2 separate regions of the Homo sapiens genome follow, and region 1 is linked to region 2. Evidence: chromatin contacts called from ENCODE Hi-C data. All regions are on one chromosome and are shown on one strand. Each heading gives the region's core, a stretch centred on a gene start or an enhancer-like site at or near the end of the contact. The rest is flanking DNA. Distances are from core to core; before and after follow the strand shown. Region 1 holds the start of FAM3C (FAM3 metabolism regulating signaling molecule C). Region 2 holds the start of KCND2 (potassium voltage-gated channel subfamily D member 2).

Evidence for each region. Hi-C counts contacts between places; a loop is a spot of excess contacts on that map.
Region 1: a map with no recorded cell type shows a loop between it and region 2 (7-fold over the local background). The contact joins the promoter of FAM3C here to the promoter of KCND2 in region 2. A Hi-C loop is called at or near these places in 3 of 37 single-sample maps with no recorded cell type.

Annotation. Positions count from the first base shown.
Region 1 is chr7:121,394,511-121,398,089 of GRCh38, reverse strand. It overlaps FAM3C (FAM3 metabolism regulating signaling molecule C), which reads left to right and starts at 1,782. Exons shown (of 10, transcript NM_014888.3): 1 at 1,782-1,928. RefSeq lists silencers at 1,418-1,477, 1,518-2,347 and enhancers at 1,575-2,159, 2,160-2,745.
Region 2 is chr7:120,271,462-120,274,825 of GRCh38, reverse strand. It overlaps KCND2 (potassium voltage-gated channel subfamily D member 2), which reads right to left and starts at 1,651. Exons shown (of 6, transcript NM_012281.3): 1 at 1-1,651. The coding sequence starts at 193. RefSeq lists an enhancer at 886-955 and silencers at 1,396-1,545, 2,465-2,564.

The DNA of each region.
Region 1 (3,579 bases), core at 533-3,032, 1.1 Mb before region 2:
ATACCTCCTGGAGCTGTAAAGCTCTGTGGTTTTATTAAGCTTAATCATTAATCCTGAATACTTCTCCTGGCTCCCCTACCTCCTGCCAAGTAAAAGTAGGAAGTTATCCTTACTCGTTTATAGGTGTAAGAACTGGCTGATTAACAGGAGTCCTAAAGAAGTGATTTACCAATGTTAAAAAAATTGAAACCCATATTAAGAAATATAATTTCTACTGTATCCAGGACATAGACACACAGACACTCACCCACACATGATGCTGTACAAATGTTTCATGAAGAATACTTATCCTGAATTTATGCTTTGAACTGTTTTTTTTTTCTATTTTTCAGTGAATCAACAGCAACAAAATGTTGGTTGTGACCCATTGTTATTAATTTCATTACCTACCAAAGGGTTCTAAGCTATATCTTATGGTCAGTGGAGAATAGGCTACTAACACATTAAACTTTATGCACAGGAATTGTTTCAGGTGTGGTGCTATAAGAATATGTCACATGTAATTTCCAATCTGGTTGGCTCGGTTACAGAGCAGATTGCTCTTTCAGAAATACACCGTGACCTCCCTACTCAAGAGGCTTCATAAACTCTTTCAGTGAGACATAGCAGTCTAGGAGAGGCATGTGTACAGTAAGTGTTATGATTTTTTGGTACTATAATAAGCAAAGTGCCTTTTTGTTTATTTGGAGCTACATGAAGCTAGGCCGGAATTCCAGCTTCATAACTTACTATCTTGTATTTTTGAGCAAGATATTTAAACTCAGTTTTGGAGTCTTAGTTTTTTGATTTAAGTAATACACAAATAGCATAATATTGGCACATGGAAGACAATGAGAATTCATTTCATGCTTTCTCCCCTGATCACGGATCACAAACTCCAGAATTCATAGTTACTATTAGTTTGTGTGTTTTATATTTTTGGAGGAAAGCTAAAATTTGGTAGATTATTAATTCTATATTAACACACTATAGTCAAACCCTATTTTTAAATGCAATTTAATTTCTGCAACCACTGATGATCCCAATATTCTGTCAAATACTAGGTAACAGTTATTCATTATTTTAGAATATGGATCTGAATTATGAAATAATTTTGCATTCTAAGGTCTTATGTAGTAAGATTTGGATTAACTTCCCAATTATCAACACAATTGTAGGAAATCTCCTGAGAAAAAATATTTCTAACGATTGTGTATCTTATAATTTAAAAAATAAACGTGACTTGGAAAATGCAAGGACTACTGTTCTTCTTGGGTGGTGCATTAAAGGTGATCAGAATTCTAATGACGCTGGACAGTAGGATTTTCAGAATCAGTTTCCTAGGGTTCAAGAAGTCAAACGGCAAATAACCCAAGGTCCTTGGTTGATCTGACCATCTCAGCTATCTCAAGATATATAAGATGACCTAACTGGCGCATCTCTAGGATGGGTGGGTCATTTAAAATGTTCTGCCCTTGAGGCTGGGATTTTGTGCGTGTAAACGGTGGGGAGACGGCGGTGACACATTTTTCTCCCTCCCGTAGTGCCACCCGGCGCAGGGCCGCTGCGGCGGCGGCAGCTCCCACGTGGCAAGTTCAGATTGTGCAGCGCCTGGCCGGGGGCGGTGGGCGGGACCGCAGACCCCTCCCTCCGCTCTCCGGCCCTTCCCTCTGGCCGGCCCGGGCGCCCGCTTGGTCCTCCACCGCCAGGGGGCGGGCGCGGCTTCCCGGCGGCGGGGGCCCATTGGTCGCGGCCGGGAAGCGTGGGAGGAGGCCCAGCGGCGAGCTGGCTTTCTCCTGGCCACTTGCCGGGGTGAGGGGCAGCCGGAGGAGTCCGAGAGGAAGCGGAGGCGCGAGCTGGAGGCGGCGGCTCCCGTCGGCCTCCGGCAGGACTGAGCGCTGGGAGGCCGGAAGGCGGGCGCGCGCGGCGGAGAGGCGGGCGGGAGGCCGGTGAGACGGCTGGGAGGCGGACGGAGCCGGGGCTCAGGTTCGGGGAGGGATGGAGGAGGCCGGGGAAGCCAGACGCCCACCTACGACTTCAGCCTCCGCGCACTGCGGTCACCGGCCGGGGGCGGGCCCCGGGCCCGGCCGCGTTGTCACGGCGTGTCCGGACGTTGGAGAGGGCGCAGGCGGGACTGGGGTCCCGGAGAGCCGCTGGCCGGGGTTCCCGGCCGCCGCCCCGGCGTGGGCATCCCCGGGCTCCGCGGAGACGGGGCGGCGTCTGCACCTGGCGCTGGCACTCGGCGCCCCGGCCTGGGGCGGGCACCTGGGTCGCATCTTCCCCAGGTTGGCTGTGGCTCGCGCCCCTGCAGCGTGTAGGCTGAGAGCTCCGAGAGGTGGGGACGGAGTTGGGTGTTGCATTCCAACTCCATAGGGGGCCGTTTTGACTCACTTGTAAAGTTTTAGTGTCGCCTATACTAGAGGTACTTTTGGTTTTTTACAAGCTATCCAGCCCTTTGATGTTTGGTGTCTCTTCTTTTTCTTCCTATTTGTTTGCTACTGCTCTCACAGCTCGGGACCACGGATGATGATTAGTGGCCCTAGATCTGAATATGTGAGTGACGGATTGGCAATTTGAGATTGAGAGCTCCAGCTGTTTTACTTGTGGGAGGAGCGGTTTCCATCATCCTCTACCTTTTTTTTTTTTAAGAAAAAATATTATTGCCTGTAATATAGAACTGCTATCTAATTGATAGGACTTTTCCTTTGTTTCTTTTTGGCCAACATGGTGAAACCTCGTCTCTACTAAAAAATAAAAAAATTAGCCAGGTGTATGTATCCATATATATATATGTATGTATGTATCCATATATATGTATGTATCCATATATATGTATGTATCCATATATATGTATGTATCCATATATATGTATGTATGTATCCATATATATGTATGTATCCGTATATATGTATGTATCCATGTATCCATATATATGTATGTATCCATATATATATGGATACAATGACATAAATAATATTAGATTGCTTACTGTGTACTAGGCACTGCCAAATGGTTTCGTGTGCTCATTTATTCTCACAACAGCTCAGTGAATAAGTCCCTTTATCTTTTCTAGTTTTACAGATGGAAATATGAACTCCCGAGAGTAAAGGTCAATGCTGATAGCAGAGGCCCCGACCCCTTGGACTTGTGGCCAATTTGCAGTTACGTTTTCTTAAGTCTTGGGAACCGTTACTATTAGTCATACAGTATCTTACAGAGTACCAGCAGATCTCTATTGAATTTAGAAAATAAAAGTTAATCACTTACTGAAAGCCATTTAACAAGAAATTGGCAGAATCAGCAAATCAGCATCCGGTTTTGGTCACTTCATCGACCTGTACCTCTTTCTAGAGGCTACTAGTAGTCTCTTGTGTTTCTTGGCTGTTTACCAATAAAGTCACAAGGTTTTCAGTTTTATACAGGTATTAGAAGCTTTGTTTCACAGATTCTTGTAATGTTTTCTCAACTCAATAAAGACTAGCATTTCTTCATAGGAAGAAATAAGAAGAGTTGGAGCCAATAAAAGGAGTTCAGTCCAGCAGTTCTCAACCTGAGGACCTCTCTGAATTACCAATGGGAACTTTGTAAGAGGGACACAGG
Region 2 (3,364 bases), core at 402-2,901:
TGTCTGGGTAACGTTCCAGGGTGTCCTGCCACGTCTGGAAGCGGGTGCCACTCACATTCAGCACAATGAGAGCATCTTGGGTCCTTTTCCTCTCCTGCCTCGGGGGAGCCGGCATAGGCCCCGAGGCCACAGGCATCCACCCGATAGCCGCTGCCCTTGCAAAAGGCAGCCACGCTGCCACCCCCGCCGCCATGATTACTTGAAGCGGAAGGAAGAAGGGTAACGAGGCGTCTACAATGGGTCACCGAAGCAGCCAAAAGTCACCCACTTCCTCCAGTCAAGCAAAGTACTAGTGAGAAACGTGGTCCAGAGGTGTAACTCTTATTCCAAGATAGGGCTCCTGGTAAAGTCACAGTTCTCAGAAGGGCAACTTTCCCTCCAAGACAGGTATTTGGAATAATGGCAACAAAATACAACGTCCTAACAATCACCCTCAACAGAACCCAGCCAAATCTCTTCCTGCAGGTGGGCTAGGCCACCCTCTGGCACAAATAAGCACACAGGTGCAGCCGTTTCTTCAAACAGGTGTTTTTGATTTCTCCCCGGCACAGTCTGGATAATATAGGGTCAGTATGTGGAGTGTAGGATAGAGAAGACGAACGAGAGTCACCCAATAGAATTCTTTCGACGAATTAGGGAACCCTTACACCTACCCTTCTCACTCTTTCAAACCTTCCTTTCCAAGTAGCCCTTCCCGCCAAAGGAGTCTCAAAAAGGCGACCTGTTGTTGTAGCTCAGGAGATGCGGTCACAGCCGCTGCCCCACGTCTCTCTTTGGGGGTCCAGCTGCTGCTGCCTCTACTCCTCGGGCTGTATTTGCAGAGATGGAGGTGATGTGCAGTGGTTACGGTGGGGGGCGTTAATAGAGATTCTCCTCCCCCACGTCTACAAACACCCTCTGTGTCTGCCAAAAGCGTTCGCCCAATCGCCCCTTCACTCTCTTTTCAAGTTCAGCTCAGGTGCAGTGTGACAGTTACAGAGCTCAGGAGCTGGCAGCCGCCGCCGCCGTGGCGGCAGCAGCATCTGCTTCCGCGCAGAACGCGCCGCTCCCGCGGTACATACCTGGCCAAGTGCGCGCCGGGGCTTAGTTGCATAGAGACTTTCTCCTCGCCGTGCACCCGGAAAGGGAAGAGGAGAGAAAGCAGCTCGCGAGCAGCCGAATCCGATGCGCCGAGAGAGCATAAATAAAGCTCAAGCGAGCTCTTCTTTCCCTTCCCCCATCCCTCCGTGCCTCCCTCCTCCTTTTCACCTTCCAAAAGCCAGGCGCAGGCGAGCAGAGCAGCAGCAACAAGTTCAAAAGGTGCGGGGGAGGCGAGAACGGAGGGGACTCGCTCCTGCCAACTTACTGCGGGGCCACTGTCGCGGGAGCCTGGCCAGCGCGGTGCGGGGCTGCGGGGCGGCGGGGCTGCGGGGCGGCCGGGCGGGCGGCGTTGGCGCGGTGGGGCCGGGGCCGGGGCCGGCACGGGCTCTCGTCCGAGCGCGGAGGCAGAAGGCGCTCGGCAGCGCGGGGGCGCGGGAGGGCTGCTAGCTGCTTCCCCGCCAGTGGGTGGTCCTGCATCTCCCCGGGCTCCCCGCGCTGCTCTGCTAGTGCGATCAATAAATAAGGAGAAAATAAATAAATAACCGCGCGCACGCCCCGCCACGCAGGTTAGGAAAGGCGTCTCCTGCCTTTCCCTCGGCTTGACCTTTCTCCGCCCCCGCCCCCTCGGGCTCCTCTCGCTCCACCCCAGCCACCCACCAACCCCGGCGCAAAATGTCACCGAGGGAGAGCATCCAGGTGGATCTGCTGGGGAGAAAAGCGAGCCTCGGATGAACAAAGGGAAGCTTCACGTGCTGGGCTGCGGTGGTTTGGTGGAGGAGAGGAGAAAGGGGACCCGTGCCTTGCTTCTGCCTCTCGAGTCCCGGTTCAAGGCGAGCGTGGGAAAATGGGGGGAAAGAGAGCGAGAGAAGCTGGGAAGGAGGGTGAGCGGAGCGGAATGCGCAGGAATTGGTTGTCTTCTGGGGGCGACTGGAAGGCAAGACCCGCAAAGCTCCGACGCGGAATTTTTAAGTGCATTTCCTCTTTCTGTTTTTATTTATTTTCAAAACCAGATTGTTAACGTTGCAGGGATTGATATGCCATCTGTCCAACTTGCCAAAAAATCAGAGACTCTCCTCGATCGAGGTCTTGACACAACTCCTTTTCCCGTCCTTTACGAATAACAGGGATGTGGAGCCCTTTTCTAAATGTCATCGTCAAGGGGCGTGCGTCTCTGAAAGTTTGCGTCCCCTTCATCCTCTCTGCGCATCACTGCGCATATTTAAAATAGTTAAAAGAGTTAAAGGTGTTCGTATGAGGGGTTACTGAGGTAGAGAGACACAGGAAAATTGTCGCTACCAACCTTTTTGTTTTTCGCGTACCCCGCCCCCGAGTCATTAGGAATCATCCTTAAAACCAAACGTAACACATACAAGCCACTAGATGGCGTGGATGGCGAGAAGTTAAATCTGCACCTAAGGTTTGGATGCTTTAGGAAGGTGAAGGATCAAAATTAACTGGTCCAACAGAGAGTCAGATCACATAAACATCCCCAAACCCCTTCGCTGCCACCCACCTTTTTTGTGTTTATGTGACATATACTACTTAGGCTTGAGTCTGCATTTGGATAGTTGTGGGATGAGATGTGGAGAGTTTCCTTTTGAAATTCCTTTGAAAATTAAATCTAGATTACTGAATCATCATCATCATAGTAATTAAGATCTTTGGCAATAATGAGGCTTCATCTGTATTGATGAAGAATAGTAGCCTAATTTCTACCTAAAAATTACTTTTCATGGCTTGGTTTGACTGCCCTTGGTTTGTAAAATAAGTGGACTGTGTGTTGTACTTTACGGAAATTGACTTTTAAGCCCTAGAGATTACAGGCATGATGTGTCAACCTTGAAAATTTGAAATGGGATACGTCAAAGAAAATATATAAACTAAAAAATGAGTATAGAAAATAACCAGAGAATTTAAAATATCCTTATCATGTACAGGATTTTCTGTAGAGATAAAAGGGTATTTTTTGTTTGTTTATTTGTTTACAGAATAGAGATTTAAGGAATCCTGTGTCAGTAGTAATGAAGTCAGAGCTAATGCACCATTTAAGTTTGAGGACAAGGAACTGAAGACACCTGCTCTTTATCTATTTGTTTAAGTGAAAGATGCTTGTTAACCAATCTATATAGCCTGCATACCTGAAAACAAACACACAAGCATGTTACCTGGAAAATGGAAATGAGGGGCTTACTACCAATTAATATAAGAAAACCAACCCCTCGTTAGTCCAAACAGTAAGGTGGCACTATGACAGGTGCTGGGCATGGAATCCAGAGGGTGGAGC